Linked DNA regions of Homo sapiens: region 1 is linked to region 2. The links are chromatin contacts, found by POLR2A ChIA-PET in ENCODE. All regions are on one chromosome and are shown on one strand. Each heading gives the region's core, a stretch centred on a gene start or an enhancer-like site at or near the end of the contact. The rest is flanking DNA. Distances are from core to core; before and after follow the strand shown.

Evidence for each region. ChIA-PET counts read pairs that join two places held with the same protein, here RNA polymerase II (POLR2A).
Region 1: POLR2A ChIA-PET joins it to region 2 with 11 read pairs in OCI-LY7. The contact joins the promoter of UTS2B here to the promoter of BCL6-AS1 in region 2. POLR2A ChIA-PET finds 5 or more read pairs at or near these places in 2 of 52 experiments (OCI-LY7 and activated CD4-positive, alpha-beta memory T cell).

What each region holds. Positions count from the first base shown.
Region 1 is chr3:191,329,276-191,334,957 of GRCh38, reverse strand. UTS2B (urotensin 2B) reads left to right here and starts at 4,432. Exons shown (of 9, transcript NM_198152.5): 1 at 4,432-4,544. CCDC50 (coiled-coil domain containing 50) reads right to left here and starts at 5,564. Exons shown (of 12, transcript NM_178335.3): 1 at 5,235-5,564. The coding sequence starts at 5,283. RefSeq lists enhancers at 4,795-5,395, 5,396-5,682 and a silencer at 5,409-5,682.
Region 2 is chr3:187,740,501-187,745,767 of GRCh38, reverse strand. BCL6-AS1 (BCL6 antisense RNA 1) reads right to left here and starts at 2,099. Exons shown (of 2, transcript NR_173091.1): 1 at 1,724-2,099; 2 at 1-524. It overlaps BCL6 (BCL6 transcription repressor), which reads left to right and starts at 300. Exons shown (of 10, transcript NM_001706.5): 1 at 300-358. RefSeq lists enhancers at 662-1,187, 3,578-4,077, 4,078-4,579.

The sequences.
Region 1 (5,682 bases), core at 3,183-5,682, 3.6 Mb before region 2:
CAGTGAGGCAAGAGTGTGACTTCCTACAGTTCACTCAGTAATTCATTTGCTGAATCAAAACTAAAAGTTGTAAAAAATTGTATGTTAACTCAGCATCCATATGATACATTATCCTTAAAATAACTATCCTCAGAAAAAGCCTTATTATTTTCATTCTACTGTCTTAAACATATGGCATATCACATAAATGAAACACATCAGAAATGAATCTTTCGCATCTACAGAACAATTTAAAAGAAAGAAGGGGAAGAGAGGGAAGGAGGAAAAGGAAAAGAGAAGGTAGGTAAAAAGAAATGGAGGGAAGAATAAGCTGTGTAAGCAACTACTCACAGTTCTAAACTTTTCTAATTCTAGGCCCCAATGTGCCAATTCCTAGCTACTTAGCCTCAGTGGTTTAATACAACTCACTTGCCCTCCCTGACCCTGGGATTTTCATCTGGAAAATAAGGAAGTTGGCCTAGAACAGTGGTTTTTAGTGCTTTCTACTCTGAAATCTCTTTTTAAAGTACCAATTAACTATGGTTTCCCACGTGTGAGTCGTCCGTTAAGTACCTGTTTAAAAAATATATATTTTACAAATTAACAGTTACATCCATTTGAAAATTCCCTTCTTCATTCAAAAAAGTAATGCAAGTCTACATATGGCAATATACTATTTTCTTCCCTTTTGTGAAAGCCATTTTTGGTGCACATATGAATTCAGACAGTTCTTTCAACAACTCCATGCATTCTATACCACAGCAAAGATCATGTTCATGTACCATGGAAAATTTTTTTTTATTGTGGAAATACCCTCAACACAACATGTGGCACACAGCAGATATGCAAATTATCTAAGATTCCTTCCTGCTCCCAAATTGAGTGATATTGCTTTGTACTTAGAACAAAAAATTAAACCTATTATTACTCAAGTAAAAATCAAAAACACAAAATAGCATTTAGAAAATTTTACTAAAATTCTATTCTTAATGATTATCTCCAAAGTCAGAAAAGAAAGCAACAAATTACTTTCTTTAATTTTTCTATGTAATACATATCTATGTTGAATGAATTCTATTTACAAGACATACCTATAAAAAATTAGAAAAAAATTCGAAGTTTTTATAAATTTAATGCTGGTATAAATAAGTGATACACACAGTTTAAAAGGTATTATCTCTGCCTTTTAAAAGCTTATACTCTGAAAAAGAATACAAAATAATTATGCCAGAGACAAGATTCCTAAACCAACAGAGAATAATAATGTATTCATTCATTCACTCATTCATTTATTCACACATGCAAATATTTACTGAATAGTTGCTGATTACATAAAAGACATTCATCCAAATGAGGGTACAGCAAGATAACTAAGACATAAACCTCCTAGCTCCAAGAGATCCAGCCAGGGTCTCATTAAAAACCAACAACCAAAACAAAAACTGTTATGGAATTTTGAAAAACAGGGAAAGTGGGTTTGCCGTGTAGCCAGATATATGTACATCTCATGGACACTGCCATCTGTTTAGATGCCTAGTGTGCATGTGATAAGCTCTAAATTTCTTAGACTACTGGGTTCACTGATGGTACCAGACATAATTTTATATCTTTCCCCCTTGAAGGTCTGGATGTACGCCATTAACTTAATTTAACACATTATGCCACTGGAGTGCCCTGAACCTAAAATAAATCAGTGCTTTCTAGGTATGTTTCCTTTTACAGACATTTCTAAAAATGTATTAAATTGTATCTTTCACTAAAGAAAAAGGATTTGCTCCCAGAATAGCTAGCTACCTGTACTTCAAGAAGTAAGTCACTCCTAGGTAAACTGATTTCAGATGTTAAGCACACACATGCACACCAACACACACAGAATTCACCAACTTTGAGACAGTGGAACTTTCCACCTAAAGAATGTAAGAATTGAACATAAAAATGAGATTGAGAGAACTGCTGTAAGGAAAGAAAAATAAAGATTAACACTTGGAGAAAATAGGAGAGGTTGAAAGCATGCACTGCATGGCTAAAAGTGGTAAAGCTCTAATGCTTAAGAAATTGCAAAGAAGTTGATGAAACGCCAAAATGTCTAGAAAGGCCTCGATCAACATCTTGGTTAGAGAGGGCTAAATGGCAAAATTACAGCAAGTGGACAATTCATTTACCGATACAGGAACTTGGAGAGCAAAAGGAAGTAGGGAGTCTTGATTGCTGGTTCAGAAAAGAAAAATTCAATGAAGAAGCTAAAACTGACCCCCTGAAAAATGTAAGTTTGTCAACTGATTAAAAGTTTTTTACAAAAATATGTTTCCAGCTCTGAACTCCAAGAAACTTTCAGAATATTGTTGAAACATGCCTGTTCCTTTCCCTAACATTCGCAAATTGCATTTTGCATTTCAGTTATAGACCTACTGAAGTTTAAAATGGCTGGAAATTATTTCAAATCTAGAACCTCAAATGTTTCAGAAGAAATAGAGTATTATTCCTGAATATTGGCAACAGCGTTTTCCATTACAAAAAGTATACAGATGTTCCAAACACACTTTTAACCAGAAAAAATGATGTGTTGACACTTAGTTGACTTGATTCTTTTCACCTACATATGAACTCAATCATTTCCCTTTGTCTCCCAGTTTAAGAGATTTACCAAGGTATAAATACTACCATAGGTGTATGTGTGTGTGTTTTTTCAAAAGGTCTGTCCAAATGATGAATATTTTTGACTTCCTTAAAAACTAAGTAAGCAAGCATTAGATTTCAACCTAGGAAAGAAGATTTTTAAATATCCCCTTACCCTAATGTCAGCTGCTACCCACGACCTCTATTGAAATGTTCACGACAAAAGGTCACAGGGTGCCCCATCCCCTCCTAAACAGCAATGGAAACGGGCACACACTCACTGCACTATTCTTCTTAATCTCTATTGGAATCTACCCCATGATACCAAATTGAATATAAATTGTAACTGCATATATATCTATCAAAAGTTTAAATTAAAAAGTAGAGGAGACAGATACAGGGATTTTTTTGAATGGGGTTCAAAAATCTGCATCAGAATATTAAACTAATTACTACTACTAACCCTTCTCAAATGAAGTTGGAGTTTCAATATTACCACAGTCTCAATGTTTGCACATGTTTTACCCTATCAGGGGCACAAGCTTCATTCTCTTTAATTAGGATAAAGACACTGTTAGGGAGTAACTGGGCCATAATTAAGAGTTATATTAGGGAAGGATACACTTTATTAGACTTGAATACTTCTCAGATCAAAAACTTCACCACCATTAGTAGGACATTCCTAGTATAATACATCACTTCCTTTGATGATCTTGGAACTAGAAAAGTCAGATGTTTACAAAGACAGTGATCTCATCGATTCCTGACCACCTTCAAAATTAATATTTAATTGTAACTTAATGAAAGAGCCACACTGAATTTTCTTACCAATTTACCAGATTACATAAAAGAGATTGCCAAACACCGTATTACGCAAAATGAAAGCTAATTTAAATGTATTAGACTCTAGAGTGTGGAAATGGAAAAATCTTGCATTTTTATATGGAAGGTGTTTGTGGAACTCCTTGAGAAATAATATGTTAGAATACATCATTCATGTCTTGGTACGAAATCAGAAGACCTAAGGGTAATATAAATGTATATGAAGAGTTTTATGTTTTTTCACTCACATGAATAGGGGATTGGATAAAATCATAGCACCATATGATTAATACTATACATACCAGGTTTTGTTTGAACTCCAATTCTCATTCTACTCACCATGCACTACACACTGCACAAGGATCACTCTTTCTCTAGAGACAAACCCAACACATACCCACACAAAAAACCCTCATATCCAAAAGTAAAGGATAACCAGACAATCTCTAAGATAAGAACTCTCAAAAGTATGGATCCGCCTTTCCTATCGCTCAGCCTCCTTAGTCTTGACAGCAGAGTGAAAACTGTTTTCTACAGGTGAAAGCCCTAAGTCTTCATCAAAGCCATACCAGGGACGGAAAGGTAGAAAAGTATTAACGCTAAAATCTCACGCCTAAGCTTTAACACCCTTCCGGAACAGTAAGACAGAACTAGGCCCATCAGAAATTCTACATAAAATCAGTGACCACTAGTCACTAGTCTCCTAGTGCTTGAAACTCTGAGAAAGCAATCAAGCAGTCCCTCATTTTCCTGAGATTTTTGGGCTGGCCTGAGCACACACAAGACCAACGGAGTCAAATTAAGTTGGCAATAAAACAAGCGGTTCCAAGAAAGCAAAAACTATTTTCAATTCCACATCTCCAAGACGCCTCAGGCTACAGTATTCAATCGATACAAATGACATTCACAACAGAAGCCGATTTTGCAAAGCCCTTGGAACTTAGGGGTCTGCGTCAGCACTCTGGAACGTCTATGCTTCCTAGGACCAAAGAATAAACAAAGATAACTCAAGGCATAAGGCGATCCAGCACCTAAGATCTCAGCAAAAAAAAGCTAGGTCCTGAGGCAGCTAGTGGAAAAACAAGAGAAGGGAAGTCAAAAGGCTACTTGCTGTCAGCTAAAGCCAGGTCAGTACTAATCTCTACTTTCCTGGACATTGGTACAAAAAGCAATGACAAGGCCATCAGTCCCCTGTTCCCCTCGCTCACTATTGTGTGTGTGTGTGTGTGTGTGTGTGTGTGTGTTTTGTTTGTAAGAAAATGCTTATAGTGGCTTCCCGCCCGCGCAGAACACAGCCAAGACTAAACTTTTAAACCTTGAGGAAGGTGGGAAAGTCAGCCAGCCAGACGCCGGCCTAGGAAAAGTAGGGAGAGAAGGAGGGAAAGAGTCATGTTTCAAAACAAAGGCTCCACACGGAACTGAATGTCAACCCCTCTCCACTTCCCAGCCTTCAAGCCAGCCAGGCTGGGCCTCGATTTTTTAGAAGCGGAGTAAGTCAGATTCACCCGGCTCTCAGCGTCCACTGAGGCTTTGCGATGCACGAGAACACGGGCACAGCCACCTACTTGCTGGGGCTGCTGCTAGCCCCCCCCCCCCCCAACCACCCCCTTGAGAAAAAACGGGCTTGGAACGTCGGAGACTTGCCCAACGTCCCACACTAGAACCTGAATTCAATTCCTTTCACGTCCGGGCAAGGCCAACGCAGGGCGGGCACCGGGCGAGGGCCGCGGGAGCCGAAATGGCAACGCCCCTGACCTGAGAGAACCTCGGGCTGGGAGAGGGGAGGGTCCCGCGCGCTCTCCCTCCGGGGCCCTTACCTTCCTTGACTCCAGGCAGCTTGGACTGGTCGATGCTGACTTCAGCCATACCGGGCCAGGGTCCCGGTTGCCCCTTTAACGCGGGCTTCCCGGTCACCGCCGGCGCCGAGCGGGGCCCCGAGCGCAGCAGCAGCGCCGGACGCGGCGCAAAGTCCGGCCGGCAGGGCTCGCAGGCCGGAGAACGGAGCGGGTCGGGCGGGCAGGGGCTGGTGACCAAAGCAGCGGGAGACGGTCCCCGAGGCACCAAGCTGGCGGCCCAGCTGCCCCGCCGCGGCCACCTGCTCCGCGTCCCCGGCCCCAATCGATACCAAATATCCGGAGCCCGGAAATGGACCGGGGCCGTCCAGTACGGAGGGAGAGAGGAGACAGAAAGGCGGGCGGGCCGGCTGGGGGAGGGGGAGCTGCAGGTCTGTAACCGCAATTGCGAGTGGCTGGCGAGCGAAGATCA
Region 2 (5,267 bases), core at 850-3,349:
TCACAGAGGAGGAGCCCACGTGATGGTGGCGGAGCAGGCCATACCATCGTCTTGGGCCCGGGGAGGGAGAGCCACCTTCAGGCCCCTCGAGCCTCGAACCGGAACCTCCAAATCCGAGACGCTCTGCTTATGAGGACCTCGAAATATGCCGGCCAGTGAAAAAATCTTGTGGCTTTGAGGGCTTTTGGTTGGCCAGGGGCAGTAAAAATCTCGGAGAGCTGACACCAAGTCCTCCCCTGCCACGTAGCAGTGGTAAAGTCCGAAGCTCAAATTCCGAGAATTGAGCTCTGTTGATTCTTAGAACTGGGGTTCTTAGAAGTGGTGATGCAAGAAGTTTCTAGGAAAGGCCGGACACCAGGTGATTATTGCTGTTGCTGCCGCCGCTGCTGCTGCTACTGCCGCCGCCGCCGCTGTTGCCGCTGGTGCCGCTGCCGCCGCCGCTGCTCATGATCATTATTTTACCTTTTAATTCTTTTTTTTTCCGCTCTTGCCAAATGCTTTGGCTCCAAGTTTTCTATGTGTATCTATTGATATAAATGTATATATTTATTTATTCTAGCTGTCAGGTGTTAAAATAAATGCCGAAGATTAGTCCCACGTCTCTCCCACCATAGGATATAGATTGTTATGTATTTATTATTATTATTGTTGTCTTTGAGTGAATCGGCCGGTTTGGGGAGGCTTTTGCCACCCTCCCTTGTGTTGTTTTGGTTTTTGGAAAGGAGGTGGAGGAGAGGAAGGAGGGGAATTAGGGGGCGGCCGGAGCAGAGAGGACGAGACAGTGCTTGGGGGGTGATTCGGGCTAGTCTGGGGGCTGTCTGGCCCCAGACCGCGGAGAGGACGCGCGCTCGCGCTCTCGCTCTTTCTGCTGCTGCTTGCGTACGGCTTGTGATCTCTCTGGATTCGTGCGGCTGTGTTTTTTCCCTCTTTTCTCGCTTGCAAACTGCTTTCCTTGCTCCGTCGCTCCTGGCCTCCGCTTCCCTCCCTCCTCTTTTTCCTCGCCTCTTCTTCCTTCCCTTCCCCTGTCCTTCTGGGTAACTCCGGGAGGCAAAAAGGGAGGCTGCCCGCTCGCTCGCCCCGCTGGCTCTCTTCCATCGGCCTCGGTCTTTTAGATTCCCTGCCTTCGAGCCGAACCGAGATTTGGAAGGAAAAAATGCAAGCGAACTCTTTGGGTTTTTGTTTTTGTTTTTTTGGTCATAAATCCAGATGAGATGAAGTATCGTGTCTACTATTTCCTTTCAGAGCCGTGATCTTCCTAATGAGAGCCGAGTGTTTTGGTGTTCCCTGCCCCTGTGTTTTGGGGAGCTTGGGGGCGGGGATGTTGAACACTTTGAAAATTATTCTTTCTTGGTTGTAGTCGAGGGAGTCGGGAACCTCCGCGCGCTCTCCCTGCTCATCCCGAGGAGAGAGACTGATGGCGGGACAGGGCTTCTTGGGGTGGGTGGGAAAGGGGTGCGCACTGCACCTGCGATGCCTTTCAGTGTGCGGGGGGACTCAGGGAACCTCGACAGGACAGCCTGGGAGAACGAGAAAGGTGGCGGGATTTCTGGCCGCTGCGGTGTTTGTATTTTGGGCGCTGCGTGACTCTGTGTTGGCTCCCAATGGCTGTTGCCTCCCTTTCCTAAATTTTATTTTATTTTTTCCCATGGTGCAAGCTCTGTAAAAAGGGAACTGCGGGCCTGAGCGTAGTGGACGCCAGGCTTCAGATTCCCGAGGTCCTTACCTTGGGCGAGGAGAAAGACGAACAGAGCCCCAGCCCGCGTTCCTTATGTGCAAGACTCAGGAGGAGAGAAGGGCACTTTGTGGCCGTGGCTGAGGGGACCCGGCGCGGGAGGAGCGGGCGCGGGCGCGAAAGGGAGATCTTTGTGAGTGATTTTGCAAAAATAGATTGCGAGGTTGGTTGGATTTGCAACCTGTGGCTCTCCTCGAGGGAGTAAGAATGGGGGAAGGCGCGGCGGCGGCGGCCCGGGGAGGGAGTGGGTAGAGTTGGAGCCTCAGAAATCGGCTGAGCTCCGGGGGCGGGCGGGGAGAAAGGGCGGGGGGGCAGCAGGAGCTAGGGGCCACCCCGCTGCCGGATGTAGTGACCGTGGTAAATGTCTTGAGAACTGTGGGTTGCGTTGCCTTTATGATGCCGTGTTATTGGAACCCTGGCGAAAAATGGAACTAGTGTTGCAATAATGAGTTTTAAAGCTCCCCCATGGAAAACAAAAACACAACCAAACCGATTTTTTAAAAAAATGAAAAAAGACCCTCTGTGTTGTGTTCCCTTCTACGATGGTTGTGTTGGTGGCTGGGGTTTGGGGGTGGGGGGTCCTGACAGTTGAGCAGATAAATGACCCCAAACCAGGTGCTGAAAGTCCCAAGCTGTCACAGGGCCCCTGACCACCTCAGAGAGCCAATCTCCACTCCGCGCCCCCTCCCCGCCGGCCCCCGCCACCCCACAACCCGCCAGGATTTAATCTTTTATGGATTTTTTTTTCAGTTTATAGTTTCCAGGAGGAAAGTCTTGTAACGCTTTACTTTTTCTCTTCTTTTTTTAAAGTAAAGTGAGTGTCAGTAGATGTGTTTTTTACAGTCTGGATTTTAAAAAAAGTGGGGCAGGAGAGAGGGAACCAGGGAAAGGGCTGTTTAGAAATACAGTTTGTGGCTCTGAGCGATGCCACCGGCTTCCTCTACAGAGACTGCCAGTTTCCCTTTTTCTTTGCAAGGTGTGTGTGGTTTTAATAAATAACTTAAAAAAAAAAAGAGGGGGCGGCAAGATCCATCAGGAGACAGGTATCTATTTTGCTCACTATTTACTACCAAGAGCCTTTGGCACTAGAACAGAACCTCGTAAATCTGCAGCCCAAGTTGAAGTTCATCTGGCCCTAGTCCACACGCTATTCCTGGAGGTAGCAAACATGAGCTCAAAGAAGAGAGATGAAATCACATTCTTGCTTTAAAATATATACTTTTTTAAAAAAGACGAAAAGATATTTGTCTCTGGGGGAGGAGGAAATGGCGAACAAGTACCAGGAGATGGGCATTCCCTTACTCTAATGACTGCAGTTGAGTCTTCAGGCCAAAATAGAAACCTGTAGATGGCAACTCTCTCTCCACCTCCCCGCCCCGCCCGCCACCCCAAGCTTATAAATAGAAGTTTCCAGTATCCTATTTGGAAGACTTTCCAATACTAGAGGCCGAAGCATTGGCTAGTTTTAAGGGTTGTTGATAGTGACAGTAAGGCTAGATGCTGTTCATAAAAACTGGGCGACTTGAAGGAGACAGCCAGAAAAAGTGGGAATTCTCCAATTGCCCCTTTCTTCTTTTCAGTTTTGAAGGGTTTTATACCAATGCTTTCTTGAAAAGACTAACTTATTCTGGGTTTGGTGGATAGGGATGGGACTCTAAATGCTTAAGTTGTCGTTTGCTGAGCCCTTGAAGAGTTCCAGTTATTGGTTGAGTAAATGGTAGCCACGGCTAGATGTCAAAACCCTTCCTTCCCTCTATCCCCTACAGGGTAATGACACTCACAACCCACTTTGTTGTGAAAAACTTAAGAGATATAGAGGAGGCGGTGCAGCAGCGCCACCCCTCGGTGGGTGAAACTATTGGCAAAAGTCAATTTTTGAAAAATATTGGGAAGTGAACTTATGAAACATTTTTCCCCCAGAGATTTAAAAAAAATAGGGGAGATAAAACTAACGGATAAAAAGGACTTTGAAGTTTATCAAGTAGGGAAGAAAAATGTTGCTTTCCAACTAGGATGGTGTTATAATAGGCAACGTGGTTCTAAGGTTTTTTTTTTTGGTGGGGGGAGGGTGCCTGGTTGATTTTAAGTAGAAGAGTTCTCCAGGCGGAGGTAGCCCGGCCTTCCCCTTGGATTGACTTCTCAGGGCATCTTAATTCTGCTGCCTGTCTGATACCGAGATAGTGAGGGATGTTTTGGTGTAAAACACCATAGTGGCTGGAAATGCTGTAGTTTTGCCGGCGGTGGCAGGACGTATGTGTAGGGGGTGTGTTGAGGAGGTTTGTGGATGGCGTGGAGCAATGGTAGGCTGGTCTGTAGCCCTCTGTGAATCAACATCGAATGGCGCGTGCCGGTTTCCAGCACTGCGCAACAAGTGGGACCGCCGCTGCCGCCGCGAGCACAGCGAGGGTGCAGCGTGGTGGCAGAACTGGCTGGTTTCTCTTTGCCCCAGTGGAAACCAGGAACGGCCCCTCCCAACCCTCCCGATGTCCACTCCGAGACCCACAACTTCACCAAAAGACCATACCCGACTCCCCACTCCCCCGCTTTGCCAGGCGCAGTGAGCCTGAGTGGGATCCAGCACTCGGCCCCCAGCGCCCCTTTCCTCCGAGAAGATCAGGAGTTTATTCCCGACTTTCTTTGCTGGATGACCAGTGTTTGGCAAGAATCTCTGCCAATACTGTCGAGTGCCATTCTGCCTTTTGAAGACAAGTGCACCTTCTTTCCCTTCCCAGTACATAAAGCTTTTCGGAGGCTGGGGGAGAAATCAACTTATGATACATGAAACCAGCTCCAGATACCGCGTTGTGGTTGCTAGAGGCGGGAGCATCGGGAGGAACGGAATTACATACACTAAATTAAATGTTTTCTAGCTTTGCTTTTAGAGGCAATCACACCCCCAACCCTCGCCCCCACCAGACAGAAAATAAAGAGGGGCGGGTAGGGATCGGTGTGGAAGCTGCGGCCGCGCGGCGATTCTCGGACGGGCTGGCCTGCCACCTAGCGGTGGGCTGAGATCGAGTTCGCGGCCATGGGCGGTGGGCTCGCCGTTCCACCTCCCGGGCGGCGGTACCCTGACCAGATGCTAGGACTGACAGAAGGAGGGCACCCTCCAATGGGGATGGCATACAACCTCCAAAGTTTTGGCAAGAGGGATGAAAATCAGAAAGGCCTCGCTGCTTGCCCATCACTCAGCGATGAGCATCTATTTGCACTAAGAAAAACCACAAATAACCCGCTTCGAACACACCATCTTCCTGTCCCTGTGGCCCCTCTTAGGGGAAGTCGGTAGTGGAAGGATGCCACCTAGGAGCTCAGGGGCTTTGGGACGTACAACTCTGTTTTGCAGTTGAGGAAACAGGCCCGACGAGGAGGCTTGTTAGTGGTGAGTTAGTGACTTAACCAGGACCAGATTTTAAGCTTCTGAATTTCATGTCAGTGACTGAAAGCCAAAGGCGGGTTTATCTCAGCTCCTTAGAAGTATTTATGAGAAAGGAGCGGCTGCCAGAACCATGAGTTTAACCTCTTAGGTCACCTT